2 separate regions of the Mus musculus genome follow, and region 1 is linked to region 2. Evidence: chromatin loops called from intact Hi-C (ENCODE). Cell type or tissue: gastrocnemius. All regions are shown on one strand. Links, peaks and the distances in the headings refer to the core of each region. The heading gives the core; the rest is flanking DNA.

Region 1 (15,398 bases), core at 3,489-11,488, 180 kb before region 2:
GAAACCTCCAGAAGCTTCAGCGTCTCCCGAGACGTGCCTGTTAGGTAATATATCCTAATGCGGCCGTGAGTCTGGCGCTCTGTCGGGCACTTGAGAGGGCAACATATACCAAGTCACTTCAACCAGTTATTTTGTGCTACTTTGTTTTTACTTAGCTTAATAATGCCTGTTTCTATTAAGAGGTAGTTATGTTTAAAATGGAAGTTTTCCCTACAAAAGGATGTTGAGATTTTTGTTTGTTTTTCTGCTATCTATCTGTCTTTGCAAACTTTGAGCCCTTCCTCTTGCCTTAAAGCATGGAACTGGGTGCTGCTACGTTATTACCTGGAGTCTCATTTTGCTTATGGCAGGGGTGGTAGCAAAAATGTGGAAATGTTGATCCACCATCACAATAGGCGTGCACTTTGTAAAGGCAGCCCAACAACGTAAGTACAAGTCCTTAGTTCTTTCTTAATTTTACCAAACTTTCAGCACCAGTTATGTGTCATAGACTCAGCTGAGTGTTATTGAACAGTCAGTAAAATGCGCTTCTTCCCTAATGGAGTTTATAGCTTAGAACTGGGGATCATGGTTAAAGTAAGGTGTGAAATGTTGAAAGCAGTAAAAGTGGGCATTTGTGAGGCCCACGGTATATTTGTATGAGGGGATATTTGCTGCTATTTGAAGGATAAAAAGACTTTGGAGTAGGTGATATTAAATACTAAAAGGTGAGTACAAGTAGGCCTTGTGGACAAATTAGAGGGCATTTAGGTAGAATAGTGATTGACAGCACCACTCCATAAAAGCTTTGCTTGTGTGGGCTCCTTTTATATAGAAGAGCGAGTCCCCAGAACTTTGTCCAGGGCCAGGCTAGAGCTTTGTAGGCCAGTAAAAGACTGGGTTATACTATAGACTGGTGTTTAAACTTAAAGAGACATGACCTAGCCTTGTATGGCATGCTCTATAAACCTAGTCCTTGGAAAAATGAGGCAGGAGAAGACCAGCCTAGGCTATAGAAAGAGCTTGTTTTTTGTTTTGTTTTATTGTTTGTTTGTTTTTAAAACCAGATAATAAAAATATGATCCATTGGCAGCATACATTTTTATGCTGTGACCTAGTATTCATATTTAAATATAAAATGACATAAAATATTATTCTTACTTTATGTGATTGCAGTCTGATAGTTTCTACTTAATTATATTCCATTTCATTTTCAAGAAGAAATGGTAGTGAAGACCCATTAATTGGTATTAACAAACCTGTGGCTCCAACTGGCAATTTAGAAAAACATTGTTCTTGGAGGTATGGGAGGAATCAATCAATATGAGACGATAAGCAATCAAAGCACTAACAAGAAGGATCAGAGAAGTAGTGAGAAAAGGCTAAGCTAATTCAGATTTGTATGTTGTGTCCTGTAGAAACAACAAGCTAAAACAGTGACTCTGACTGGGCAATGGAAATGGAAGTGACAGGCCCTGGGACATCTCAGTGTACAGAGGGAGAGACAGAGAAATAAATGTGTAGCTGGACTTTAGAACTAGAAGTTCCCAAGTACAGAGTTAGAAATGTTGGGAACTGCATGGTGTGCTCAGATAAGAGGCCTCATCACTTAGGAGAGCCGTGAAACACTGAGGTGGAGAGGTGGCAGAGAAACTGTCCTTACACTTAGTTGCTGACAGTCAGGATAAAAAGCATTCACATTTCAAAAGATCAAATCTCTGTTCTGCATTGAGCTTTCTTTCAGTCTTAGATATTGCTAACTGAATAGAAGGCCAGGAAAGTGAATCCCAAATATTTACTATTATCTGGTACCCTCCATTCCTATTTTAAGGCTTAAATCACGGTTTTAAGTAGCTCTAGTACGTTTAGTTAGGACCTGTCTAGTTAAATGTAATGTGCAGGTTTTTGTCTGTGTTGCTTGTGTTTAATACACTCAGTGGAGACGATGCATTTTGCAAAATGCATTACGTTTGTAAAAGAAGTAAGATTTTCCTGGAGATCAGAAACTTTTATTTTTTTTTAACTGATTAATTTTGAAGAATTATAAGAATTCAAATTAACTACAGAAAATTTTGTGTGTAACAAGGAACTTTTAGGTAGCTTTAAGTCCATGTATGAGAACTGGGAAAAAAAAAATCAGATTTTTTTTTTTTACTTGAGACGTAGGGTCTTGCTAAGTAATTCAGATTGGCCTCCAGCTTTGCTCTTACTGCTTAAGTTCCCAGAATAGGTGTGTACCACCACACTCCATAGAACTTTAACCCTTTCTGAATAGGAGTATACTTAAAATTTCAGCAACAAAACCCCATTCACTGTGTATAAATAAAATTGTGTGTCTAGACTCTTTCTTTTAGGTCCAAAAAAAAAAAAAACCATCTTAAAAATAACAACACATTCTTTATCTGGACACCTTCCTTCTTTCCTCCTTCTTTCCCACTCTCTTCCCCTTCTCCACCCCCAACCTGCCCTACTTTTGAAAGGTTTATCTTGTACCCAGGTGGTCTAGAACTTGTGATCCATAGCTTCCTCAGTCCTTGAGTGTTGGGGGTGAGCAACCACACTCAGCTTCAATTTATGTTCTTAATTGTTAACACATCATACATATTGATAGTCTTCCCTTACAATTGTAAAGCTAGCATGTTGGCCGTTTTGTGTCCCTAAGTAAAGAAGGAGAAAGGGGAAAGGAAAAAAAAAACCCCAAAACTAAATTAATCCTTGCTCTTTGTTTGTTAAAAGACATTTATGAGTAATTGACATGCATATCTTTGTACTATTTTGACTTTTTTCTCTACTTTTATTTTTTTGTCTTGCTTTTATAGTTTCAAAAAAGCTATAATGGATCTTAAGTCCATTATGGCTTTTGTAAAGCTAAAGTACTTTTTAACTGAATTTCATTTATACTTAGTTATCTTTTCTACTTTTAAGGTAGACTGACCAAATATTTTTCTCATTTTTAAATTAGAAAATAAAATTGTTCATGAAAATAAAAAAATGTCTAGTCAAAGTTTTATAGTAATGGTTTACTTGTGCAGTTTTTCTAGCTCTAGAGAAATCATGTTAATCTCTTTAAAACCTAATATTATCAAACGTTAACTCTACCCTGGGGGTATGTTGCTTTTTTTCTTTTTAAGTGAATGTGTGTGTCTAGAGAGGGGTGTGTTGGCATGTGTGTAGGAAGCGGCATGCGCAGGAATGCTTATGGAGGCCTGAAATTGACATCAGCGTCTTCCTCACTACTCTCCATCTTAGATTGCAGCAGGGTCTCTTCCTGAATATGGGGCTCACTGTTTTTTGGCTAGTCTAGCCAGCATGCTTTAGGGAGGCCCTGTCTCCATGTCCCTTCCCTCGTTCTGGAATTACCCCACCCACCTGGGTTTTATGTGGGTTCTGGGGATCCAAACATCACACCCGGCTTCACAGTTGCTGGGTAAACCATGGAAGCATCTTTCTAGCTCTGGATATTTTCTTTCAGTGTTCTATAAAACATGAAGAGCTCTTCCTTATTGTCTTTGAAATGAAAGGGTTACTAACAAGTTCTAAGGGTTGTAAGAATTGACGACTTTTTGTAAAACTACCAAATAAGAATTAGAGTGGAAGTGAAACAAGAACTATTCCATCATGGTTAGCATGCATTTTCATTATTGTATTATAAGGTTGTTTAAAGTCATTGTCACCATGTTTTATATCTAATGTTGTATCTGGATCCATGTGTTTCTGTGCTGCAGTGTCCAAAAGACCATAAAAGAGGATGTCATTGACTTCTTAAATATCAAAGAAGGATTTGTTTCTAGTTCCACACTGTTTTTAGTTGTTGAGTCTTAATAAAATATGCCAAAGGTCCTGGGCATACAGCTCAGTGATGGAGCAAGCTGCCCAGCAAGCTGAGGCTCTGGATGCAATGCTTGAACTACTGCTTCAAGGAGACAGGCAGTGGGAGCCTTACCTCTAACGTGTTTCCATGGATGAAAATCACACTGTGTTTCCTAACAGATGAGTTTGCAATACAGAGCCACACTTCTAAAATTAGCTGAAAGGATTGAGTGAATTAGGTTCCATTCTTAGTATACAGAAAAATCCTTATTTCTAGTAATTTGGATATCATTTATTTTTTATTTTATTTTTTATAGGTAGACTGTTAGAGATTATTTGTTGTACTTATGTATGCCTCAGGATCACTTGAGAGCTTATTGTAGCCTTTTTGTTTTTCTTAAGTATTTGTGAGACGTCTCAGGGTTATTCTGTAAAGTATTTTTGTGATTTGGAATTTTTATCCCTGGTTACTTTCAGGTTCTCCTGGCTCATAATGATCCCTAGTAAATTATCTTGAATGGAATAAACAATCAAAGATCTCAGCATCTCAACTTAGAAACATGTTATCCCTATATCCTCCTATTCCTAAACTTAGATTGGATAGTTACTTGAAACCTGCTATCCCTTTAGCTTTTGGTGTGCTGCCTTTTGGCATGTTTTTTTTGTAAAGCGGTGCTCTTTTCTATCTTACTCTGTTGTTTCGAATGTTTATCTTTTGGCTTCTAACATTAAAATCATTAAAATGTGTATGGTTTGCTTAATTGCCCTGCCAGCTTCCATCATTTTACTTAGTAAGGACTCCACCTACTCTTTTAGTATTACTAGGGATCACTAAGTATTACTAGGGTTCAACTGAGTGAGAAGAGCTAGGAGTGGTGGCACATGCCTTAAGTCTCAGCATTCAGGAGGCAGAAATAGGCAGGTCTCTGAGTTCAAGGCCAGCTTGATCTATAGTGTAAGTTCCAGGGCTACATAGAGAAACCTTGACTCAAAACAAAACCAAAAAAACCAGAGTGAGAGGTCTCTCAAGCCATCCTTACCCTGGCTTTTCTAAGGTTCTTTGTTGATTAAAAAAGCACAAGTAGTTCTAGATCTGGCAGGATGTTCTTTTACTTTTTCTGCTAATAGTCAAGAATTGTATTATTTTGTGAAGTCTTTGATAAGTTCATGCATGTATGCTGTGTGTTGTGAACAGTCACCCCATTGCCCTCTCCTATGCTTCCTTCTCTTTTATAAATACCCACCTCCTTCCCAACTAGCCCCTTCCCACTTTTGCATGTTACTTTGAGTGTGGGTCTGTGCATGTAGTCACAGCTGCTGTGTGTTTGTTCTTGATGAAATTGCCTGTGTCATATCTAGAAACCAGCATTTTATAGGACTCCTCTACAGTGGTTCCCAACCTTCCTAATACTGCCGCCCTTTAATACAGTTCATGCTTTAATATACCTCATGCTGTAGTGACACCCCCACCCCCATCCCACCATAAAATTATTTTTGTTGCTACTTCATAACTGTGATTTTGCTACTGTTATGAATCATATTGCAAATATTTTTAGAGATAAGAGAGTCACCAGAGGGGTCATGACCACAGGTTGAAAACCACTTTTCTAGTACTTAACAGTGTTCCTGCTTCCTCTTCCTTGATATCCCCCGGGTCTTGGAGGGGATGGTACAGATGTGCAGTTGAGGGATGAACATTCTTATTTTCAGCATTTACGACTTAAGAGCCTCTGTATTGAATGTCAGCCACTGGAATAGGAAGTTTCTCTGGCCAAGGTAAATAGCAGTGTTAATCTAAGGATATAGCTATAAATATTTAGAAAGCAGTTTGATTACATATCTATTTAGCTTAAGTAATGTACAGAATTTTAATTGTGTTTTTTCTTTATTGCATTCATTTGATATTTTATTAGTGTTAAATATGTTTGTGCTCCTATTTCCATGTGGGATAAAGTATAAGACAGTAATGACAGTGTTACTGTTTACATTTATTTTGTGACAAATTAGTGTATTCTGAGTATCAGTATTTAATCCATAGGTAAATTTGCAGTTTTTTTTAAATGTGGCAGGAAGCTAGTCTATAGAATATTTTCAAAAATGGTAATATTTGCCATGATGCTAAAGTGTATAATGAAGCTGGAGAGATGACTCAGTGGTTAAGAGCACTGACTGCTCTTCCAAGAGGGCCTGGGTTCTATTAAACAAACTTACATGGCAGCTCATAGCCATCTGTAACTCCAGGCCAGGGAATCTGATGTTTTCTTCTGGCCTCTGGGCACCAGACGGGCATAGAGTGCACAAAGATGAATGTAGGCAAACACATAAAGTAGTAAACACAAAATGTAAAAGAGTGTGTATTTTTCAGGACTGCATACACAAAGTATGTTTGTATATACAACAAATATGGAAAAGGAGGGCTGTAAAGTGCTGCCATGTTTCTAGGAAGACTACTTGTGAGGTGTTTTGAGTCTTTCTGAAGTGTGTACTTTCTCTAAAATGAATACATTTAAGTCAGCGACTGCTCATACATACAGTTATCTATGCATTTTTTTTAAAAATCAGTTTTAGCTTCTGCATCTAACATTTTAGTTCATTATTTTCCAAGATTGACTAAAGAAGTAGTTATTCTACTGTTCCAGTAAAAACTGCCTTAAATGTAAGGATTATTCTGTTGACAGTTACCGGAATATTAATGCTATCTGCATCTTTATGGAGAAAGGGCTCCAAAGGAACATGTTCCTAGTGGAACATTGCACAGCTATGAAGTGATAGCGCATGTGTGGAATCTTGCAGCTGGGGGAGCTCTTGTCATTGTTCCGGGAACCTAAGTGGGTGCTCAGTGATTGCTTTGGAAAGCTGTGTTTAATCCCTCGGAGTTCTTCTAGAACATTCAATTTTAGTGCAAACTTGGTATCTTGGTGAGTTCCTTAAATGCATGTCTCTTGTCTTTAAGATGATAAAACCCTGCATTTTACCTTAATGTATTTAAATCTGCTTAATGCATTAGATTTGGAATATATTGAAGTACTTTAAGTGATTTGACATTATTGCACATGTTTGGTATATAGTGTTTCTACCAGTGATTTTAAATTGAAATTTTTATAAGCCAACCCTCCTTGTAGTACTGGGCACTTCAGCCTCTGGAACACTTATGCAGATAGAATCTTTTTCTCTGAAGATCTCAGGCTGGTGGGTGGAGGAGGGACACTTAAGATGTCATTTTGGAACATTTCTCCTATGCTAAAAAGCACAGACTTACAAGTGGAAGGCCAGGATATAACATTGCCGTTTCTGAATCATATGGTTTCTATGTCACTTGTTTTTCTAATCTGTAAGCAAAAGCTGGATCATACTGTACCAGATTCTAATTTGTCATCATTGTTTTAAAAATTATTTTATGTGCATAAATGGTTGGCTACATGTATACATGTACACCACACGCTTATCCGGTGCCCATGGAGGCCAGAAGAGAGGTCTCCTGTAACTGGAGTTACAAACTGTTCTGAGCTGCAGTGTGGATTCTTAACTGAATCCCTAGGTCCTGTGCCCTTCTTTTGGAATTACCTCCTCCTGAACTCTAGTGTAGCCATTAGCCAGTCAGAACAACACATGGTAGTGTAAGGTAAAAAGGAGTAGGGTTAGTGAGCACTGTGAGAAAGTGAAGAGACCATCCACACCCTAAACACATTGTCCTAAAAACCTCTAGTCAAAGAAACACAGCTCTAGCCTGATCTAGTATTTATTTTGCAAACTATTATTATTATCATTACCATTTTTACAGCAGTTGAGGTGTGTTAGATCAGATACAGTTTTGAAATGCATTACCTTGGCTACAGCAGGAAGAAAACTTTGTTATAGTATGATACTGGCAGAAATTAAAATCAGATTAGTAGTTCTCAATTGTGAGCCTGTATCAGCATCACCAAGAGGGCTTGTTAGGTTTTCTTTACCTTCAGAGGTTTTTATTCAGTGGGTCTAAGAGTAGGCCAACAAATTGTGCTAATGAATTTGCAGGTGGTGCTGCTTCTGCTGCTGCTGCTGCTGCTGCTGCTATAGTGACCTTACTGAGGGATGCTGAATTCCTTCAGTGAAGCTCACTAACGCGAGAACTGTCTTTTCAGAAAGCTTACCTGATTCTTAAAGTGTCTCCCATTCCCTCCTTACCTCCTTCCCTAGGCACGATCCATACACTTTAAAGTTAGAAAGACTCTATTACAGACTGGGGGCAGAAACACTTGATTTAGCAGCAGACCTATTCTTTGTAATTTAGAAGATCCAGGACAGTCTGAAGCCAATCCTTTTGAACCTGAGTGCTTTTAGCCATACTCAACAGGTATAACCATTTTCTATTCAGGGTTTCTCCTGCTTTCTGGCATTTTTAAAATGCATTGTTTGTAAAAATACTTGTTATATCTTTGATTTCTGAAGTTTTCTATTTTAGGAAAAAATGATTTTATTCTAAATTACTGATTTTTTACTTAGTGTCAGACTGCATTGTGTGTCATAAGTACTAGACTTTTATTGTTATGTGACAAGCTAGTAATATTTTACTGGCTTAAAACAACTTACTGGTTTAAGACGATTTATTATCTAGAAGTTTCTGTGGTCATGAGTATAGGAATTGACAGCTGAATCTTCCTCATAAGGCAGTCCAGGTGAAAGCTAGAATTGGGATCATTGACCGACTCTCATATTCCTGTTGTTGTCACTAGAATTAATTTCCTCACTTGCTGTGTGCCTTCCAGACCAAAGAGCCTCCTCTTGGCTAGCCATTTACAGAAGTCACCTGCATAGATCTAGACCACTTAGGATAATAACCTCCCTTTTGATTACCTCACAGTCAGCAGATTTGTGATCTGTCATTTGTGTGCACCCCTACTCTGTAGTCAACAGTTCATCCTCTCTCTAGAGCAGTGTTCACAACCTTCTAATGCTGTAACCCTTTAAGTTCTTCATGTTGTGATGAACCACAACCATAAAATTGCCGTTTTGCTACTATTATAAATCCTAGTGCAAATATCTGTGTTAATCTATGGTCTTAGATGACTGCTGTGAAAGCACAGGTTGAGAGCTGCTACTGGGGGCAGGGGTGGATTATGCAGGACGTACCCATCAAGGGAATGATAGCCTTGGAGGCCATCTTGAAATTGGCATATCCTACCAACTGCACATGGTTCTTATTTTTTTCAAAGTCTTTTTAACCTTTTAGAATTGCCGTCTATGCTTCTGCTCCTACATGGACTGGTTACTCTCTATGCATTCCAGAACTGATTTTCATTCATTTGCTGGATACTATGTCTTTCGTGGCATTTTGGGTTTTTTTTGTTCTTTTTTTTTTTTTTTTTTTTTTTTTTTGGTTTTTCGAGACAGGGTTTCTCTGTGTAGCCCTGGCTGTCCTGGAACTCACTTTGTAGACCAGGCTGGTCTTGAAGTCAGAAATCCGCCTGCCTCTGCCTCCCGAGTGCTGGGATTAAAGACGTGCGCCACCACCGCCTGGCGTCTTTTGTGTTTTAACCACACATTTTGTTATAATTTTATACTGTAATATAATTCTGGGATAGGTAGAAGATAACGTTTTTCAGGTGTTATATATGTAAAATTGTTCTCTCCCAGTTGTTGAGTGTATTTATATAGAAAAACATTTTGTAAAGACTCCTACTGTGTTCTAGTTTTTAGTGGTATTGAAGCTGATTGTTTCTGCCGTTTGTTTCTTGATGTGTATTGTTGGTGCTCTGGACCTTCTTGATGATACAACATGGGGTGTTTTTCTTGAGTGTTCTTATTTGTCCATTTGCTTGCAGTGCTGTGGATTGAACCCATGGCCTCCTACATGCTAGGCATGTACTCTGCCCCTGATCTAGATTCCCAGCTCTTCTGTGGTTTTTACTTTCTAATCATTTGTTCTTTAGTATTTGGAAACGTACCTCCCTAAGTTTGGAGATTTTCTTGTATCTTAAAGGAATAATTTCCCTCCTCTCCCTACTTCCTGAATCAGGCAGGGTCTTATTCTGTAGCTCATGCTTTAAACTCTCCCGCCTCAGCCTTCTAAGCACTGGGACTATAGATGTGTGCTGGCCAGAACTATTTTCTTACCTTTTTCCTCTTCCCTCTTTATAACAGATCTCCTTTCATTCATGCATGAGATTTTAATTTCTTTAAAGAAGGTTTTGCACACACGCACACACAATATCCATACCTCTTAGATTCCTGAGATAAGTATATTTTCCATTACGTGTGGTGGGGGGTGGTTCTTCTCTCTCTCTCTCTCTCTCTCTCTCTCTCTCTCTCTTAGAGATTTATTCATTCATTGTATATGAGTACACACTGTAGCTGTACAAATGGTTGTGAGCCTTCCATCTGGTTGTTGGGAATTGAATTTAGAACCTCTGCTCCCTCTGGTCAACCTTGCTCACTCAGTCCCTGCTTGTTCCAGCCCAAAGATTTATTATTATAAATAAGTACACATTATAGCTGTCCTCAGACGCACCAGAAGAGGGCATCAGATCTCATTAAGGGTGGTTGTGAGCCACCCTGTGGTTGCTGGGATTTGAACTCAGGACCTTCAGAAGAGCGCTCAGTGCTCTTACTGCTGAGCCATCTCACCAGCCCTGTAGCTTCTTTTCTTAATACTCCTGTTTCAAGCACTGCTCCCGTTTGTGGAAAAGGTATTGACGTTAGAGCAGAGGTAGAGTTGGGATCCCAGTGCTCTCTCTTAGATTTTAGCAAAGCCCCTCAGTCCTCTGCAGTCACCTTGCCTCTGTCTTCTGGCCAGTAGGCTGTTCACATTTCCTTGTACTGACGATTCAGCTACTATATACTTCTTTTTTTTATACTTGAGAAATTCATTTTCTGTTCTTTGATATTATGGATTTATACCTTCTTTTTCTTCACTTTGGCTTAAATGCAACTTTAGAAAAAGAAGATAATTGTGTGTCATTATCTGCCACGTTTAATCAATCACTGATTCTTTCGGTCTTGAATTTATATAAGGCATCTTTCAGAATGTGTTGACACTATTGATTAATTGGAGTTTGGTAGATGACAAAAATACTTTCTAAAAATCTGTCTGTAACTAACACCCGAAAACTCAAGAATAACGTAATTGGGGAGCTGGAGTGATGGCTCAGTGGTTAAGAGCAGTTGTTGATCTTTCAGAGGACCTGACTTTGATTCCCAGCAGCCACATGGTGGCTTCCAACCCGTAGAACTCCCAGTTTCAGGGGATCTGATATCCTTTTCTGGTCTTCTTGGGAACCAGATGCGTACATGGTTCACGGGCATACTTGAAACCAAAACACTAATATACATAAACTAAAATAAAAATATTTGAGAGAGAGAGAGAGAAAAAAGCAAAATAAAACAAAAAAGAGACCTCTGCATAACTTGCTCTCCCTGCTGTATTGGACAAGCCAACGCGTGAGTTGTCCTCCAACATTGTGCCTCTTGAGCACTTGTAAACAAAACAAAGCAAAGCATTAAGCACTTAATTTGTGCCATGAGTCAAGCTAGGTACTGGCAATAGACATGTAAACAAGAAATTATACTACATACTGTAATAGAATCTGAGCATGCGGAGAAGGAAGTTCCTTGGACAGTCAGGTTTTTTATATAATAAGACAGCTAAGTTTGATATGAGGCTTGAAAAACAGAACAATTGGAGGAAGATGTGAAGAAGGTGGTTGGGATATTTCAGGTGGGGAGATAGTGTGGGCAGTTTCTGGTAAAAATATCCTTGTTAGAAAGGTAAGATACATAAGAAAGACATGAGTAGAGAGCTTCTAGGGCCAGTTCGTGACTATCATGTTAAAAGTGTTGTACTTTTTCCCCAGGTTAGTGGTTTTCTTGTTTTTTTATGTGCCCGTACCCATAAATGATTTGGAACATCTTTCTTCATACAGATATATTTATAAATTATGTCCTATATGCATACATATTTTTATATAAGTACATTTTGTATAATAGGCACATAACTTATATAATAGACATACTTGTATATAATAAAACGTAAAAGTAGCCATGAGTAAAGAAGCTAACGATATTGCTTTAAGCAATGGTGGCCAGTAGAATAATTTCAAACTAGTAGTTATTATCATCCTTGCATTTTATTAATCATTCAGTTGACAGTGTGGGCAAGTGTTGTGTAAGAAGTAACTGGAATCGAAAGACACTTGAGTTTAATTCCAATGTAGGTTAGTTGCAGCAGTTTAGTCAGGAATAATTGTTTGAGTTAAAACACTGCTCTAGGGCATGGATTCAAGAAATTTAATAGTGATGTCTCTTAGAGTTGACAGTAAACTAGATACATTTGGAGAGTAGGGGAGTAAAGATGTTGGCTTGCTTAACCATGAATTGAGGTAGAGAATCAGTTGGAAAGAGGCAAGTTTACATTGGAAATAGGTGGTGATTGAAAGTTGAGGCATTTATGGTCATCATCATCGAGAATATCTTATAATTTGGCTAGGGATAGAGTTTGGGGAATCATTAGAATCTATAAGTACTGGTTGATGCTGTGAGTGTGGATGAGCTCATTCAGGATATTTATAGAAAAGAACAGGCTAGGCTTCTCTGGGAATCATCATTTTAGGAGCAGGCGGAGGAGCTGGGAGAGCTGTCAGTGAGAGAACATGTCATACAAATTAAGAAAATGAGCTTGAAGAAGGGAGTACCTGGGACCAGATTAGTAGAACGACCGGCTGAAGTAAGGAGTGCCTAGTGAGTTTCCTTCGAGAGTTCTTTAAAGACTGCATTGAAAACTCTGTGCTGCCTTGGAAACCAAATTGCTACAGAGTGAGGGTGCAGGATGAAGGAGCAGATTAGGAACATGGACATCTATGTTAATGAAAAGTATCTTGGGGATAGGAAGATGGCTGCAACAAGAGCATTCACACAAAGGTCTGAGTTCAAATCCGCAGAACCATGTAAAAATTTCAAAATGGTTATAGGCCTGGAACTTCTATAATCTATAGGTGAAGATAGGAGAGTCACTGCACTTGCTGGTGACCAGCTGGATCCAGGATCAGTGAGAGGTGCATCTCAAGGGAATAAAGCAGAGCATGAAAGAGCAGAGCACATACTGCTCACACCACATACATTCTCCCTTTCTCTCCCAGACCGACACAGACACACACACACACACACACACACACACACACACACACACAGAGAGAGAGAGATATACACACACACACACACACACAGAAATATCTGTAAATCAGTGTAGTTTCAAAGTTTTATAAGGTTCAGAAAGTTGAGTTTTTTTGTTTTAAAAAATATAGACATTCTTTGAGAACCAGCAACTGGAAATATTTTTAAAATAACAAGGGGAAAATTGTTGAAACATAGGACAGGATGGGATATGGAACATAGGTAAAATAGTTAACTGCTAGAAATGTCTTTCTCATAAACTGAGGGAAAAGGTGAAAAGAAGGCTATGACTGTATTAAGATTGTACCTTAGAGGGCAGGAGACCTGTAGGGAGTTCTTTAGTTGATAGACTCCACTTTCTCAATTTGTTTTCTGGTTCCTCTAACATATATGAATGTGCCAGACACTGTTCTAAGTGTATGAATCAATCTATAAACAAGCCTTGCCTTTAAGAAGGTTATATTCTAATCACCAGAATCTAGTGAATGATAAATGACTAAACCATCTGCTGAGTGTAGAGTACATACTCAGAGCCTTGGAAAGAGAGGGAATCCTGAGAGAGGTTTCTAGTCATGGCCTCTGATAGCTTTAGGGCCTTTTAGGCCCAACTGAGGTAATGACCATAGGTTTGGGTGATCTTTGACTGTTCTACTCAAGTGGGTAGAAGAATTTTCATGGCTTCTGTTATATTGAAACATGAAAGGACTATGTCTGACTTTTACTGTTCTGTTCAGGTTTTTTTGGCTTGTGCTTTGAGACCTGGGTGGCCTGGAATTGACTATGTAGATGAAGCTGGTCTCAAACTCACAGAAATTTGTCTGCTTTTCTACTCCCAATTGCTGGGTTAAAGATATGGGCTACCACACTTGACCTCAGAATTATTTTAATGTTTTCCTTTTAGTTGCTTGTTTTCTTCTTAGAGAACGTTCTGTAATCTTAGAAGATCAATTTCATAGTGGTTTGTTGAAAACCATCACTTTCTTCTTTCCCTCCCTTCTTCTTTCCTCTTTCTCCACTTCCCCAACCCCTAGGTACTGTGGGCCAGCAGGACACTAATCTCCAGGTACTCCCCTTTCACTTTTGGCACAGAACTAACAAAGTTGGTTAGCAGATTTTGTCAGAGATGAGGTAGGGAATAAATAGATAACAGCAAGAAATCTGTTGATAGCCTCACAAAAATTACTTTTTAAAACTTTGAGCAATGATGACATTGTAGCCTGGGAACCATAATAATGTGAAGTAGAAATTGTCACAGGTATTAAGAAAACATTTTCAAATTTTAACAAATAATTACTTATAATCTGGGTGGACACAGAAGACACAGGGTAAACACAGGTTTTCTGTCATATATTTGGGTATTAATATACATCCACTTGACAATCTTTGCCTTTTTATATGATTGGAATGTTAGGATTTTTACAATCTTTAGTAGGGTTCTTGTTGTTGTTTGACTCATCTGTTTTTCCTCTCTGCTTTGCTTTATTTTAGATTTTTAAAATGATTGATTTTACCTTGTTTGTTGTTACTTATGGTTATATAGCTTTTAATCAGATTTATTTATTTATATTTATTTATGTGTGTGTGTATGTGTGTGTTTAGGGGTTTGGAGACCAAAAGAGAATACTGTAGCCTCTGGAGCTAGAGCTTCAGGGGAATATGGGCCACCCAACTTGAGTGCTGGAATCCACACTCTGGTTCTCTGGAAGAGCAGGAAGTGTTTTTAATTGTTGAACACTCTCTCCAGCCCATGTTTAAGATTTTTAGCTTTCAAATGCCCATGCATATGGAGGGAGAGGCTAACATTAAGTTGATATCAACTGTTCTTCATGTTTTTTTGAGACAGCATCCCTTGTTGAACTTGGAGCTTACCAGTTTAGCTGGACTGGCTGGACCAGCAAGTCCAAGTAATCTTTCTGTCTATACATTCTCAGTACTAACCAGCGTACACAGGTATATAATGCTGTATCTAGCTTTGTTAAATGTGGATGTCAAAATCTGCTGTTATTTAAGTCTCTTATATAAAATGGCACAGTATTTGCAAGTAATTTACACACATTATCTCATATAGTTCAATTAGTTGTACTAAGATTACACTAGGAGTTTGTTCATGTTTGATTTTGTTCATGCTCTGAGCTCTCTACCACTGGGCTACATCCTCAGCTTTCTGTTTTTAATTTTTATTTATGGTAATAAAATGTAAGTACTATGGAAATAATTTTTTACTAGTATTGTTTAAAGAGTAATGAGAAAGGGAAAAAGCATTGCCTTATAAGGTTTTAATAGCTTTTCTATCTGTGATTGGTTAAAATCATGATAGGTATGGCATGGTATGGGTTTGCATACTATGGGTATGGAGAGCCAACTTAATAGTGTCAGTCCTTTACCTTTGTGCTATTGTATGTATGCTTTATCTCTATTCATGTTACAAGCCCTGTATTACATTATTTTCTTTACATTGACAGTGA
Region 2 (15,398 bases), core at 4,251-12,250:
TGACTACCCATAACTAAAGATATGGAAGTACAATTTAAAAAAAAAAAAAATCACAACATTTTGAAAGAGTAAGTATTAAAATACTGACCAAAACAGCCAGCACTTAAAAAGTAGAAAGGAGGAAAAACTAGAAATAATGAACAGATGAGTATAATACGTTGGTTGTCACCCTTCCTAACACAGCCATCCTTTAATACAGTTCCTCATGTAGTGGTGACTCCAACCATACATTTTTTTGTTGCTACTTCATAACTGTAAATTTGATGCTATTATGAATTGTGATGTATTCTACATGCAATCCAGAATGTGATAGTTTGCATATGCTTGGCCCAGGGAGTGACACTATTAGGAAGTGTGGCCTTGTTGGAGGAGGTGTGCCACTGGGGCTTGGGCTTTATTTAATACCCTTCTCCTAGGTACCTGGAAGTTGGTATTTTCCTAGCAGCCTCCAGGTGAAGTTGTAGACCTCTCAGCTCCTCCTGCACCATGCCTGCCTGGGCGTTGCCATGCTTCCACCTTGATAATGGACTGAACCTGAATCTGTAAGCCAGCCCCAATTAAATGTTCTTACATGAGTTGTCTTGGTCATGGTGCCGGTTCACAGCAGTGAAACCCTAACACAGAGTATAATATGTAGTGAAGCTTAAGGGGCTACACTGGGTTTCTGTTATTGTTTTTCTTTCTTTTTTCTCCCCACCACACCCCAAGACAGGGTTTCTCTGTGTAGCTCTGGCTGTCCTGGAACTCACTCTGTAGACCTGCTGATCAGCTACCTCTCCAGCACCATGCTCTGAAATTGTAACCAGCCACCCCAACTAAATTCTTTCCTTCATAAAAGTTGCCCTGGTCATGGTGTCTCTTCACAGCAATATAACGTTAACTAAGACAGTCAGCCTGGACAATACAGTAAAACTGTCTCAAAAACTTAACAAAAAAAGAGACACCAGTTAGAAGCAGAGTACAGAACTCTGGGGTATGGGTGGGGAGAATCAAAATTATAACCAGCTGTACCAAAAGGACCACAATATCCTATAAAGTCAACCAAAACAATTAGATTCATTTGTAGTGGTAACATGTCTTGGGAGTCCTGGAGGAGTTTCTGATGATGCACAAAGCTAAGATCAACCTGCTATTTTTATTTTGACACTGTATCCATTTGGGAATATTTTACCTTTGTGGGACCAGCTTCCGTCATCACTAACATGGCTGTAATTGCCAATCTGGTTTTTAGTAGAAATAGGTTTGGATTTCAGAGGAATCCAGCAGCCAGCTACTATACAGTACCACAGGAGAAAGAAGACAATGATTGGAATGATGGTAGTTTTTATTTACTCTGAGTTTCTACACACTAGGCATAGGGCAGGTATAGCTCACTAATGACCTGAAATAGGCTCAATTTTACATCTCTTCAGAAATGAAGAACCAGAAGTACAGAAACTCGGTAACTTCTCAAAAGTTTAGTCCAAGAAAAACTTACCAACAGCTCCCAGACTAACTCATGTTCTTAACTACCATGTGGCATGTACTCGGCCAAGTTGTTCTCTTTTGAGTTTATAGAGAGTAAAAACATGAAATTCAATGAAAAAATAGTAAGTTGAGTGGGGCAACTAGAAAATGGTGCAGTCAAACAAAATTTAAAAAACAAAACATACTTTCAGATTCCTCCCAACTCTAATCTATAAATTCTAAGCACACTGACACTCAATACAGTTAAGAGGTGTTCCTTTATCTATTCTATGTCAGGCAATTTTCACCAAGACAAATAAAATATCCTTAAGAAGAGCAGCTTCAGGCTCCACAAAGCTTAATACAGAAGAAAAACGGCTCAAGAAAAACAGTCAAATCTAAGGAACTCCAGGGAGCCCAAGTATAACAAACTGTTTACAAAGCAGCTTCAATATCAACATAATTTCCTTTTAATACAATGACTTATGATTCCCTTGAAACTTTCAAGGTTTGAAACTGCTTGGGAAGTTAATCTATACATTTTCTCTTTTACGCCTTTGTTACTTTTTAATTTAGTTCCCTAGTACCAAAAGTGCACTTAATATAAACAATAAGGAGGATTTCTAAACTAAAAACAAAATGAGAAGTTAACATCTTTCTTCCCACTTTCAGATCCACCAAGAAACACTAGTATAGAAAATAAAATATTTTAAGTGCAATTATGGAGGGGAAAGTAAAGATTAAATTAAAAGCTATGACTCAGTTGTTTTAAATGGGATTAAAAGTGGCAGAAGACAAGTAGATTTTAGGCAGCAGCACACTATGCCATATTCTCTACTTCCACTTTGGAGGCTAATAAGTAATATGAAGAGATACTTTCTGAGAAGGCATTTTTTTTTCTTCCTTTCAAATAGTATATATCTGTGAAAATTTTTTAAAGTGAAATATGCCCACATCTAAACCAACTTACTCCTGACCAGAACAATATAAAACAGAACTTGAGGAAAATCTAGCCAGGTGTGGTGAAGGAATCCTTTAGTCCTGTACCCCCGACCCAGGAGAGGTATGCACAAGAGGATGAGGCCAGGCTGCTCTACACAGTTCCAAGCCAGCCAGAGCTATATATATATGGTGATACCTGACTCGAAAAGATAGAACAGGAAGAAAAATTACACACTGAGTGTTCCTCCTGTAGCTTTAGATTGAGTAAACACAAAGAATCTTACACACACACACACACACACACACACACACACACACACACAGAGAGAGAGAGAGAGAGAGAGAGAGAGAGAGAGAGAGAGAGAGAGAATGAATGAGAGTGTGTCTGAGGAAGGACCTGGCATAAAGTCAACAGAAAGTCCTTCTTGCCTCATCGTCCCAAAATCTGGAATTACAGGTATAAGCCACCATGACTCACTATAAAAGTAATTCCATAGCTGAGCGTGGTGGCGCATGCCTTTAATCCCAGTACTCGGGGGAGGCGGGGGGGGGGGGGGGGCAGAGGCAGGCGGATTTCTGACTTCGAGGCCAACCTGGTCTACAAAGTGAGTTCCAGACAGAGAGAAACCCTGTCTCGAAAAACCAAAAAAAAAAATAATAATAATAATAATTCTATAAGTAAATCTTATACATAAAAAAGCCAGGTTTGGTGATAAACATCTTTATTAGCACTTGGGAGGCAGAGGCAAGCAGAACTTGTGACTCAGAGGCCAGCCTCAGCGTCTACACATAGAACTCCAAGACAGCCAGAGCTAGATGACATGTGCAAATCAAGGTTTTCCAAAAACTTTAAGTAATATGATGATGAGTCCTGACTGTAGATTTGATAGAATTTAGAATAATCACATAAACGAACCCCTGGCCATTGTAAGGGAGCTTCTAGGTGAGGTAACTGAGGTAGGAAGCCCTACCCTACACATGGATGGTACCATTCCATGGGCTGGACATCCTGGACAGTATAAAAAGTGAGCTGAGTCGGGCATGGTGACGCACGCCTTTGATCCCAGCACTTGGGGGGCAGAGGCAGGCGGAATTCTGAGTTCGAGGCCAGCCTGGTCTACTGAGTGAGTTCCAGGACAGCCAGGGCTACACAGAGAAACCCTGGCTGGAAAAAACAAACAAACAAACAAACAAACAAGTGAGCTGAGTATCAGCATTCGCCTTTCTGCTAACCACAGAGGAGCAATGTTACCAGCTTTTTCATGTTGCCATGGCTTCACCACCATGATTAACAGCAACCTCACACTGTAAGACAAAATAAACCCTTCCATCCAGCCAGCACATGAGTGAGGCCATGTCAGAATCCCCTATCTCAATTTGTATGACCCTATAGTGTTTCCAGAAGTTGGTACTGTATGTTACAAAATGCTACAAAAGTAAAAAGAACCTTGACCTGGGGGTCAAGGCCCTCTTTTACAGGTGTCCCCTAAAGACCATCAGAAAACACAGGTTATTTACTTACATTACCATTCATTAACAGTAGCAAAATTAAAGCTGAAGTAGCAAAATTAAAGCTGAAGTAGCATTGAAATTAATTTTATGGTTGGGGGTCACCACAACATGAGGAACTGTAAAGAATCACAGCATTGGGAAGGCTGAAGAACCAGGATAATCGTAGCATAGAAAAGTAGAGGCAGGAGCATCAGGAATTCAAGGACAGGCTGGACTAACCAAGACCCTTTTCTAATGATTTTTTTTTTTTTTTTGGTCAAGAAAAGGAAAAAGCAAGTAAGAAAAAGAAACCAAACAAGTAGCAAGTTATGGCAGAAAAAGCACAAGGTTGGCAGGACAAGCCTAGTCTGCAACTGAATGTCACTCTAGCCAAAGCTATGCCCACTTTAAGCCTCAACCTTGGCAGACAGGCCGGGCAGTGGTTGGTGTACACCTTTAATCCCAGCACTCGGGAGGCAGAGGCAGGTGGATTTCTGAGTTCAAGGCCAGCCTGGTCTACAGAGTGAGTTCCAGGACAGCCAGGGCTACACAGAGAAACCCTGTCTCAAAAAAAACAACAACAAAAAAATATATATATAGGCAGACAGTCACTTAGAGTTAAAACTCAATGGTGGAGTACTGCCTAGCATCAAGCTGGCTTCCACCAGGAATATTTAGAGCTCAATTACCTAACTGGTGCTAATAAACACAAGTTACAATCCTCAAAAGATGGAACGACAAACTACAACATCTTGATTACATGAAAGAAAAAAAGCCATACTTATTGGAAGCTACCTTTGTAAAATGCTAGCTAATTACTGATTTCATACAGTCCTAATTTGTAAAGCATCCTTCGGTTACTTCTCTGCTCTCATCCTAGACTGTAATGAGTCCTAATCAAAATCCAGGCTGTTCTGACTCCAAACCCTGCTAAGTCGTACGTACACTGTGCCTCTTTGACAGCACTTTCTGCTCTCAATGGTTTTAACTTGGATGACCTTGAACTTGTGATCCTCCTTCCTGACGCCCACTCTCAAGTGCTGCATCTACAGTGTGGGATACTAGGGAAGGCTACTGTGCTGGAGATTGAGACCAGGGCGTCAGATGTCCGGCAAACACTCAGAAGCCACTCTTCGAGCCCCTAAGCCTTTTTGCTGTGTAAAAGTGTAACAAGTCGAGAGTCGGGATATCCCAGTCAGGAGGCTAAGGGAAGAGGATCATAAATCTGAGGACAGTCTGGGCTGCATCTCGTTTCTGAAAGCATCTTCCTTGAAGAATATACATCTATCAGTTTATAAAAACTGTATTTACCTACTTTACATTAAAAGGACATGCCTTAGTTATGTTGACTGCTCTGAACAAGTGGCAGGGGAATTCAACCCTGTCAAGGCCTTGATATGTTACAATGTTAATCTACACTTTTTTTTTAATGGGAGGGCTAGAACTGTAGCTCAGTGTAGAGGATTTGCCTATGTAAAAGACCTTTTGTTTGAATACCCTAACTGTAGATAAAACCTCTCTTAAGTCACTGATCTAGAACAGAAACAAATATGGAATTTATAGCTAGGAAAAAAATCATACTATGAGGGCAAATAAGATTCAAGGAAATTGAAGAAAGAAAAATATAAACAAGAAATACATTTTAAAAGTATCATTATTGAATCTGATTTACCAGATATAATTTTGTCCAATTCCACAAGCTATGTTGACTGAAAGATAACACAAAACCAAGTAGGAAAAATAAACTCAACAGAACTAATACAAGTGACATATAATTGCTATAAAATAGATTTTACCCTTAAAAAAAAAAGTAGCTACAGTGTGCGTCTATCCTTTCAGTGCTAGTAAGATGTTGTACTCAAGGGAACCCTGGGCTGTTCAAGGCTTACAGAGTCCTGTTTCACCAACCAATGTTACTGCCAAGGGATGGGGTATTGTAGTTCACTGGCAGATCACTTACTTAGCATAGTGCAAACCACCCCACATACCCTGCCGGACACAAAAAAGCAAACCACTAATACAGAGAAGAATGTAGGCAGTAGAACACATTCACAACCTACATAGTTACTTAGAAAGAAAGGTTCTTGATACACTTCCATCCTCATGTTCATGGAAGACACTAATCTCCACACTGAACTCCATCTTCCAGTATAATTCAGGGTAGGTATTATAGACAAACGTGTGTTATCATTGAGAGCTATTCTCAAAATACCATTCAAGTCAACTTCATAAAGAACTGAAAGATTATGTATTTATTGTTAAATTTATAATAAACATTTGTTTCCCAAGACAAAAGACTCTTTAAAAATTGTTTCGGGTTTTTTTTTCCTCTGCTAAACAGAATAAAATAGGTATGTGGTGGCTCCCACCTCTAATACTAGCACTAAAGAGGCTGAGCAGTAGAATCTGGAGTTTGGGGCCAACTTATGCTACCTATTAGTTTCCAAGCCACTCTGGCTACAGAATGAGACCTTAATTTAATTTTTAAATTTCATTTTAAAAAACACCTCAAAGAGAATAAAACATCTAGTTAATACATTTTTAACTAAGAAAATGTGTTTTAGAAAAAAACTAACCCTCAAAACTGAGTCCTAGAAAATTAACTTTTTGGAAGCTCATTTTTAATAAAAGATAACCACCTTTTATTATGTATCAAATAAGGTTAAAGCACACATTTTAAAATTAGAGATAAAGAGTTTCTAGTTTGGAAAACACTAGCTATCATTTCCAGTCTGAGAAAGGAGCACACACACCATTGGTTAATAAAACACTACTTCAAAAAGCTTAAGAGAAATGCAGGGTAATATGAACACTAGAAAGAATGTCTTATTTGTCACCTCTTTCCAAAAAGATTATCAAAGTCTCCAGGAAGTGAGCTAGTAAAGGGAGAAATGAAAACAGGTTCCTGAACTCTAGGAAGCTCCACATGATGCCTACCATCCAGTAACCCAGAGAAGTGTAGTCCTTCAAGACAGCTTGTGACTAGGTGCTTCTGGCTGTCCTGGAACTCCCTATTCACACCAGGCTGGCCTTGAACACACAAAGATCCACATGCCCGAGTGCTGGGATTAAAGATGTGAGCTAGAGTGAAGAGTCTTGATAGAGGAAGTTGTAAATGTATGCATAGTGTATGGTGTAAGTGAGAAATAATAGTCTAGCAAAGTCAAACACCAAATATTCTAGTAAGAAACTAAGAACATTCCAGGTTCCTGGCCTAATATCAGTTAAATATACATACAAATGACAGCAATTCAGGAATAAAAACTCCATGAAACAGAGCTTCTCTCCATCCCAAGTTCAAGCACAAAATACTGTGACATTAAAACAAATTGCTTTGAAAAATTGTATATTGCCCATTAGAAGTCACCTTATTAAATTACACTTTTTAGTACATTTCTACAGAAGAGGCATGACTATAAACACACACTGAAGAGCTCACTACGTATAGCCTTTATTTCCTGTTATTTAAAGACTCAAGAAGTATGTTAAAGTGTTCACACTACATATAAAAGCTCAAAGCATTCCTGCCCTTGACCTACCTTCTCCCTAAAACAGGAGTGAAACTTGAGCCATCTGTAAAGACTTCATAGTCTAAAATCTTACTTATGTCAATTCTCATTTGGTCAAGTCAACACACTTTTTAAAAAATAAATTTAGGGCTGGGTGTAGTTCAGTGGTACACTTTGAGCACCGCAAAACGCTGAAAAGTAAAATTTCATACTTACCTATGTTGCCAGAGCACACAAGGCAAACAAAAGCAGATCAACTTTGATCGGTAAGACAACAATTTTCAGTACATAAACATGACACCCTGAAAGAAGAGCTAATGTCTGGGCAAGCTACTTTAGGGGGAGAGTAACATTCATTTAGTTTAAGATTACAGAATACCTGTTTTTCTAAATGCTTTTATCTCTACCTGTATTTTTAGTAAACTGGGTACTTTTTGGAGGGGTAAAAAAACTCAAAACTTCCCAAAGATCCATCGCTGAGATAAGTAAAGAAAGCCGATCAGGAGCCCTCCTGTTCTTCCTTTTCCCGCGGCTAGAAAAGAAGACACTTCGCAGACCCCAAACCCAGGCTCCAACACTTGGCAGTGAGACGTGAAAACTAGGACCGCTGCTCGGACTCCGCACTCACCTCCTGGATGCGCCTCCTGGCCCGCTGAAGCACCTCTTCATAGCCCTTCTGCCGCAGCTCGCTGAGGCTTTCGTAATACTCCTCCGGATCATCCGTCTCGGTGAAAAGAACCTGAGAAAGGATCTTCCAGCCACACGTGTCCAGGCCGTGGCCCAGGTATACCTGGAGTTGGTAACATAGAGCGTCGATCTCCTGCTCGGTCATCTCGGGGGCGCCCCCAAACAGCACCGTCCACATGCCTGACGGCTCTTCGGGGAACACCGGCAGACACGGCTCCAGCTGGGAGTTTACCGAGCACAGCTGCTGATGCACGGCTCGCAGATCCTGGAAGGAGAAAAGCCCGGCCCAGCTGCATTCTTCGGCCGGAGACTCCAGCTCCGCGGCAGACGGCGGCTGCTCCGAGTCCGGGAGCGGCTGTGGCGCCTCGTCCTCCCTCACCATTTCCAGGACCTCGATCTCCTCGGAGACCGCCCCGGAGGCACTCACCACCCGCACCGACGACACCGGGGGCACCGGGGGCGCCGGCGGGGCTGGCGTGGCACTGGCGGTCGCATCTCGGGATTCGGCGCTTCTGCGGAGCGGGCTGGCCTTAGCCCGCGCGGGGCTACGGAGAGGACTCTCCGGTCCTCTGCCCGCGGGACCCCGAGGAGGATCCCCCTTCAGGCTGCGCGCGCTGCGCGGAGAGCCGCCCTCGGCCCAGGCCTGGCTTTTCCGTGGCCCGGGACTCCGGAGCGCTGCTGTAGCAGAGGCAGCGGCCTCTGACCGACCCCTGGCCGCGGGGCTGCCCGGACCGCGACTCCCATCAGACGCGGGCGTCCCCGCCTGTTCCCGGGAACCGCTCCTCTGTCTCTGGGCCGTCCGGTTGTGACAGGTTATAGCAAACTTGCCTTCGATCTCGTTCCAGGCCACAATGAACACAAACTTGTGCTTCTCGCGCTCGTCGAATACGTGGGGCCGCACCGCCACCCAGTCGGACTCGAGTGTCTCCTCCAGCGCGAACGACATGGTAGCTCCGGTGCCCGGCGAGGGGGGTCGCCCGCCCGGCCGAGTCTCCGCGGTGGCCGCGCCCCCAGCTCACCCTTGCGGGGCGCCTGCAGCCATCTTAGCGCGCCGGCCGCTCACCCACCGGCTCCTTTGTGGTGCGGCTCTCAGAAGAGACAATACGCGGCCCGGAGCAGGTAGTTCACATGGTCACGTGCGGCCGGATCTGTTTACAAGCCGCTCGCTGCCGCAGCGCAGGGCCCTGGGCCGCCGGACCGGCCTGCGCGGAGCCGCGGGGCTGCGTGCTGAGGCGCGCGTCCGCCGCTCGCCCGCCGGGGCCTACCTCCCCGCCGCCCCTCTGCCCCCGGCCAACAGCGCCCAGCCAGCCAGAACCAGAACCAGAAAGCAGACTCCTAAAGCGCTAGTCTCAGCGTCGCCACAATGTTGCCATTCGGCTGTGACGTCTGCGGCTCCACGAGGGACGTAAACACGGGCACGTGCGGCACGCTGCTGACGCGGCGGCGGCAGCAGCGGCAACGGGAGCGGCGGCGCGCGTCCCGCCCGCCCGGCGGCGCCCCGCCCCCCTCCGCGTCCCTCCAGCCGCGCCTGCGCGCCGCCGCGTTCCTGGCCCCAGCCCTGCCCCCTTTTTCCCGGCCCGGAGTCTGTGGCTGCGGGATGACGCTTTTCTGCAAGATGAGAGACTGGTGTGCCCGGCCGCACAGGTTGCTTTGAACCCCCGGCAAGAGGAGCAAAGGCAGAGGGACTCTGAGACTTTGTTCAAGGACCTTGATGTAGCCCTCCTTCACCCTAAGTGAATCTGGATCGCCAACTGTGTTCAGACGCGTCCTAAACAGTCCGGGAACTCTGCCTTGCTTTACAAGGCTAAGCCAAAGGGTTCCATTCTCCCCTGACATCCTTCAGACACAATTTAAGTTAGACATGTATGCAAAACAACTCAGGAGAATACGAAAACAGTAGGAAAATTCAGTCACGTCCTAAAGAGCGTGAACATTTGTCTCAATTTATCCTTCTTTTATTGCTTCGGCTTTCCTCGTTGTGTACTGTTCTGAGAATCTCTTTGGGCAGTCACTGCACTAAAGTTTTGACATTGTATTCAGTTATCAGAGTTCCCAGAAAGCACAAACAAAAAGTTTTTATCAGCCTGGCAAGGCAGTGCATAACTATAATCCCAACACTTGGTGAGTAGAGGCAACCAGATATGGTAATTCAAGGCCAGCAGGGGCTACAAAAGACCTTGTTTCAAAAACCAGCCAGAAAAATCCAATTATTCATACTAAATTGTGTTGAAACATTCCTAATATTGTCTAGTAGGTTTATAATCCACTTTATATTATTGGCGTCATCTTTCCTGTCAGTGTCTAAGGCATCAAGCAGGCACTAATGTATAATAGGAATTAGTTCTTTTACTTTAAGCCACATTTCTAAAACGTGTGAAAATCATCTGAGTCACCCTCACGTTGTCAGCTACACACAGTTTTGTATTGGCCTGACATCTAAATTGATAGTCAAAAGTTTTAGACCTATCTCTTGGCTGAACTTTTTTTTTTGTTTTGGTTTTGGTTTTTTGGAGACAGGGTTTCTCTGTGTAGCCCTGGCTGTCCTGGAACTCACTTTGTAGACCAGGCTGGCCTCGGACTAAGATATCTGCCTGTCTCTGCCTCCCAAGTGCTGGGATTAAAGGCGTGTGCCACCACCGCCTTGCTGAACATTTTAAACTTTAAACATCTGCTTTGAAACCCATGCCTACTCTTGGACCAAACACACACACACACACACACACAGCAAGATTCAGAAAAAGATAAAAATGACTTCAACCTTTTGGAATTCTTATAATGAGCTGCATATTTTCAAAGCTTGTACATATGTGTCAGCTCTTCCGTGCAAATCAAAAGCACCTTTGAAAACGCTGGGAGAGACCCAAGTATGGTGGCCCACTCCTTTATTCCACAACTCAGTAGGGAGAGACAGTCAGATCTCTGGGAGTTCATAGCCAGCTGGTCTACAGGGAGAGGGAGAGGGAAGAGGGAGGGAAGGGGAAGAGGAGGAAGAGGGGAAGGGAGAGGAGGGAAGGAGAGGGAGAGGAGGGGGAGGGGAGGAGAGGAGAGGGGTCTGGGGTGTTACTCAGTGCTTGGGGTACTTACAAAGCACTCATGAAATCCTGAGTTCAATTTCCAGCAACACAAAAATAAATAAAATGCTAAAGGAAAGAAACCCACTGCAAATTGGAGTCTTCAGCAAGTAACGTTACAGAAAAATTGTCCTTTTGATAAAAAGATAACTGCTTAGTTTTTTTGTTTTTTTGTTTTTTTGTTTTTTTTTTGTGATAGAGTTTGAAATCACCAGCTCTCTTTATTCAATACATTTATAAATCTGCAGAATGCAGGCTAAATATGCCTAAAAGAAATCAATGCCAGGCTTGGTAGCTATACCTCAATTCTACCATCTGGGAGTCTGGGGTAGGATTGCCTCCTGTAGTCAGCCTGAGCCACAAGGTTAGTCTACCTCACACAAAACAGAGCAACATTTGATGTACATGGATTAACTGTCATACCTATCTACTGCTATAAAATTGTGACTTATCACAAACCACGGAGGGGAAACGGGTTCATGTTTACACAGGTGTTAAGTATTTTCCCCTAACATACTTGCCACTGTGCTTTTTCAAATGGGAAGTCTCGCTGTTTCAAGTTTCCCCTATCTTAGTCATTGTTAGCCGACAAATGAAAAGAAACAAGCCAAATTCCCATGACATGTTACTGTAGTGCTCTAGCATTCTCTATTTAGGTCCATATCTGATTGTTGGGTGTGTAAGTTACTCCCTGGGAAGAGGTAAAGCGACAAGAAAAGCACGAACACACCATGGCAACTTTGAAAAGGCTTAGAAACTATCGAGGATTGTTTGGTAATCTGGGAACTATTTTAACACTTTGGGCCTTTTAACAGAAACTCTAGTCGTCTGTGATGTTCAAGAAGCCTACCATTCCCTATACAATGTATCCCCACAATGCCATGCAAGGTAGGTATGAAGGGAATGAGTAACTTTAGCTTTGTATGTGAGGGAACAGGAACCCTGGACACTTACAATCAGCCTCAAGGGGAGGAAAGTGAATGACAAGTTCAGGGAGCAGGTGCTAAATTCACTGACAGCCACACTAGATTTTCCCAGAAACAGACTCTGGAAAGAAACTGGGAGACTTCAAGGCCTGGCAGAGCTAGGGGAAAGTGAGATATGAAAAAGAAAAGAGATCTCAGTAGGATTTGGTGCCTTGCATAGTGAAGCATGTTGAACTACAGGACAAAGTATGACTCTCAGGGGTCCATCTCTGATGGACATAGTGAAGCCTTGCTTGGTCATTGGAGGCCCACCCTGAGGAAAGCATGACATGAAACTTGAAATTGGCTCAAGAAGACCGTAACTACTGAGTACTGTCAGTTGATCAAGTCTTACAGCTGGGGTCGACCCTTGTTTTTGTTGCTTAGTTAATTTTGAGTCTTGTTCAAAGAGTCTTACTTCTTAGCTGAGCCTGGTCTTAAACTTGCCCACCTCCTATCTCAGCCTTCCTGAGATGATGGACGTAAACCACCATATCTTCCTCTGGTAGCTGTGAGGAAGTGAGTCTTTCATTTATCTATTTATGTATGTGCTTATTTATTTTGAGGCAAGATCTCTCTATATCACCCTGGCCAGCCTGGCCTGGCCATGTAGACTAGGTTATCCTCTCACTCACGGAACTCCGCCTCCGCCTCCGCCTCCGCCTCCGCCTCCGCCTCCGCCTCCGCCTCCGCCTCCCAAGTGCTGGGCTAAGAAGCATGTGCCAATCTTGAAGGAGGACTTGATTTGAACATCTTCATATCTACCACAGCACAGCCCTGTGTGTCACATGACTGTTTCATAAACACATCTGGGGAGCTGCTCTCCCCAAATACTAAGCCTCATGTTTTGAACAGAAATTTTTATAAAGGAGGTTAGGGCAAGCTACAACCTCTATGACTCCAATTGCTTTCATGGACATACCTAACTTATTATCTTCTCCGTTCTGCATTCTAAAGTCCTCTGCTCTCCCTGCTAGCATCAGGTGCTCACCTGGTTACAAGGTCCAAAATCCTCATTCTTGAGAGGTCTGAATCCTGATAATTTTGCTCATATATCATTACTATCATTACATCACCATACATGTTATAATTAGGCACGGTGGCATAAACCTGTAACCTTAGCACTTGGCAGGATGATCAGAATGATTCAGGTTGGCTTCAACTACATTGTAAATGTAACTTTTATTCACCTGACGGTTTTGTCATCTCGGAGGCTTACTGCCTCTGTCTGCTAACCTAGGCCTTGTCCTGGAAGCTTCTAGCCTCCATACAATCTTATCTAGGCCTAGAGTGTGTTCAGCCTCTGAGACTTACTGCTGAATAATACACCCTTTCTAGGTATTTCTGGCTGGCTGGTCAACTCAGCAGTTCTAATTCAAAGCTCCTCTCCACACTGACAGATTCAAACTGGCTTCTTCCAGCTTCTGACTGAATTGCTCTGTTTGGTCTCATGCTAACTTTGACAATCTGTTCTAATCTTCTGTCTTCACCTGTGTCTAGCTTGTTCTCTCCCTGCACCCTGTCTCTATACAACTGTCCCAGTAGCTCTGCCCTCTCTCCTTTTTTCTCTGCACTGCTCTGTCTTAAGTAGCCTCTCTTTTCTCTCTGTTTTTGTGAGAGTTGGGCATAGCCTACTCTGTCAAATCTTCCTTTGATTCACCCCTTTGTCTGCCTCTCAATTAGACATCACTTTCAAACAATGGTGCTTACTTCCACAAACTAAATTAACTTTCATTGTTTGGGATTAAAGGTGTGAACTAGTATGTGTCTGTATTCCAGCCAGAGGGATTAAAGGTGTGTACTAAGGGCGTGTCTATATTTCAGCTAAAGAAGCCATAGTACTGGTTTAAAATACCTCTATAGTACATAGTGAATTTGAGGCTGATCTAAGCTACGGTCTCACAAAACAAAACAAAACGAAAGAAGAAAGCCTACTAGGGCAAACACCCCAGCGCATCACTCCAGTCCACGTGTGCTTCTTCTTCCTGCAAACCCGTGCTCAGGGCTAAGGAGCTCTTCTTATGACACACTGATTCTTTATCTTGTCCTAGCTGACAGAACCCAAAATGTCCAGTGGAAGATGTTGCCTTAAAGTCCAAAGTCCTTTGCTATGTCCCAGGCAAAAATAAATCCCAAGACCCCTAACCCTGAAGAATCCAGAACTGCGGTGAAGTCCTGCGAGTCTCCAAGAGTGTATGGAATGAGGCCATTCTTCATCTCTTGGTTCTCAGACTCATGTATTCTTCCTACTGGGAACATATGCCTTATAAATGTCTATAATTCATTGTTTATACTAGTATTTTTCAACCTCCCTAAAGCTGGGACCCTTTAATACAGCTCCTCATGTTGCGTTGACCCCCAATCATATTTTCATTGCCACTTCATAACTGTAATTTTACAACCATGGATCATAATGTAAATATCTGTGGTTTTCCTATTGTCTTAGGCAACCCTTGTAAAAGAGTAGTTCAGCCCCCAAAGGAGTCACAGCCCACAGACTGAGAACTGCTGTTCTATCCCATCCCCTGGAGGGTTGTACACTCATCCTTTCAGGATATTGCCTGTGAGCTGGTATTTCTCTTGTGCCTTCAGCATACCAAGCTAAATCTGCACTTAGCCACCTGTTTCTACAGAAGACAGTTTATAATGCATTTGTAAAGTGGGCCCTCCAGTTGGACTTTATGATATTTTGAATCTGTGGACCACATACTGTATAAATGGCTTGACTATTGGTACTGGCTGAGACCTTGGGAACAGGAAAGGCAACCCCATAGAAATGGAATATCTCTTCCTCTGGGTGGCCCGGGGTGGCCTTTACAGAATGAGAGAAAAGGATCTCATGTAGCAGTCGTTTAGCTACCAAGCGCAAACTTCTCAAACAACCGTGACACACGGGGGCTCACCATTGTCTTATTAGAAGGTCATTAGGTCAACCTCAGTAAGTATGGATCCATGGATCCATGGTTTTCTTTTCTTTCTTGTTTTCTTTTTCCCCCTTTGCTAGGGTGGGGATCAGGGCCAGATGATGTTACTCTGTAGGCCTAGCTGCTCTGAAACTTGCTTATGTAGCTCTGCCTACCTCTTCCTCCCAAATGCTGATATTAAATGCATACACCACCATGCTTGGCAGAATCCACACTTTCCAAACCATTCACAAACCCCATCTCTGCCACTGTGGCCGTTCACCTGCTTGCCGTGACAAGGAACATCAACAGCTCAGGTTGTTTTGGCTGTATGATGCCCATACCATGCAGGTGCCTTCTAGAAGGGGCATTAACATGATTCTT

The links. Hi-C counts contacts between places; a loop is a spot of excess contacts. Peaks named below come from ENCODE experiments on the same cell type or tissue, not always from the same donor. Only the 100,000 strongest peaks of a DNase experiment are listed, where the experiment ranks them.
Region 1: a loop joins it to region 2, with 2.3 times the contacts of the local background. A loop is called at or near these places in 15 of 42 quality-filtered maps.

The regions. Positions count from the first base shown.
Region 1 is chr13:93,307,936-93,323,333 of GRCm38, forward strand. All of the region lies in intron 1 of Homer1 (homer scaffolding protein 1), which reads left to right. Among named protein-coding and RNA genes, the nearest start is that of Homer1, 12 kb to the left of the region's middle. In gastrocnemius, for the core only: a CTCF peak has its summit at 6,579; no DNase peak of the experiment used is centred there; H3K4me3 peaks cover 1,394 bases; H3K27ac peaks cover 2,689 bases.
Region 2 is chr13:93,490,286-93,505,683 of GRCm38, forward strand. Jmy (junction-mediating and regulatory protein) reads right to left here and starts at 9,523. Exons shown (of 11, transcript NM_021310.3): 1 at 8,017-9,523. The coding sequence starts at 9,021. In gastrocnemius, for the core only: no CTCF peak of the experiment used is centred there; DNase peaks (open chromatin) are centred at 8,077, 8,524, 8,729 and 9,541; H3K4me3 peaks cover 4,806 bases; H3K27ac peaks cover 4,273 bases.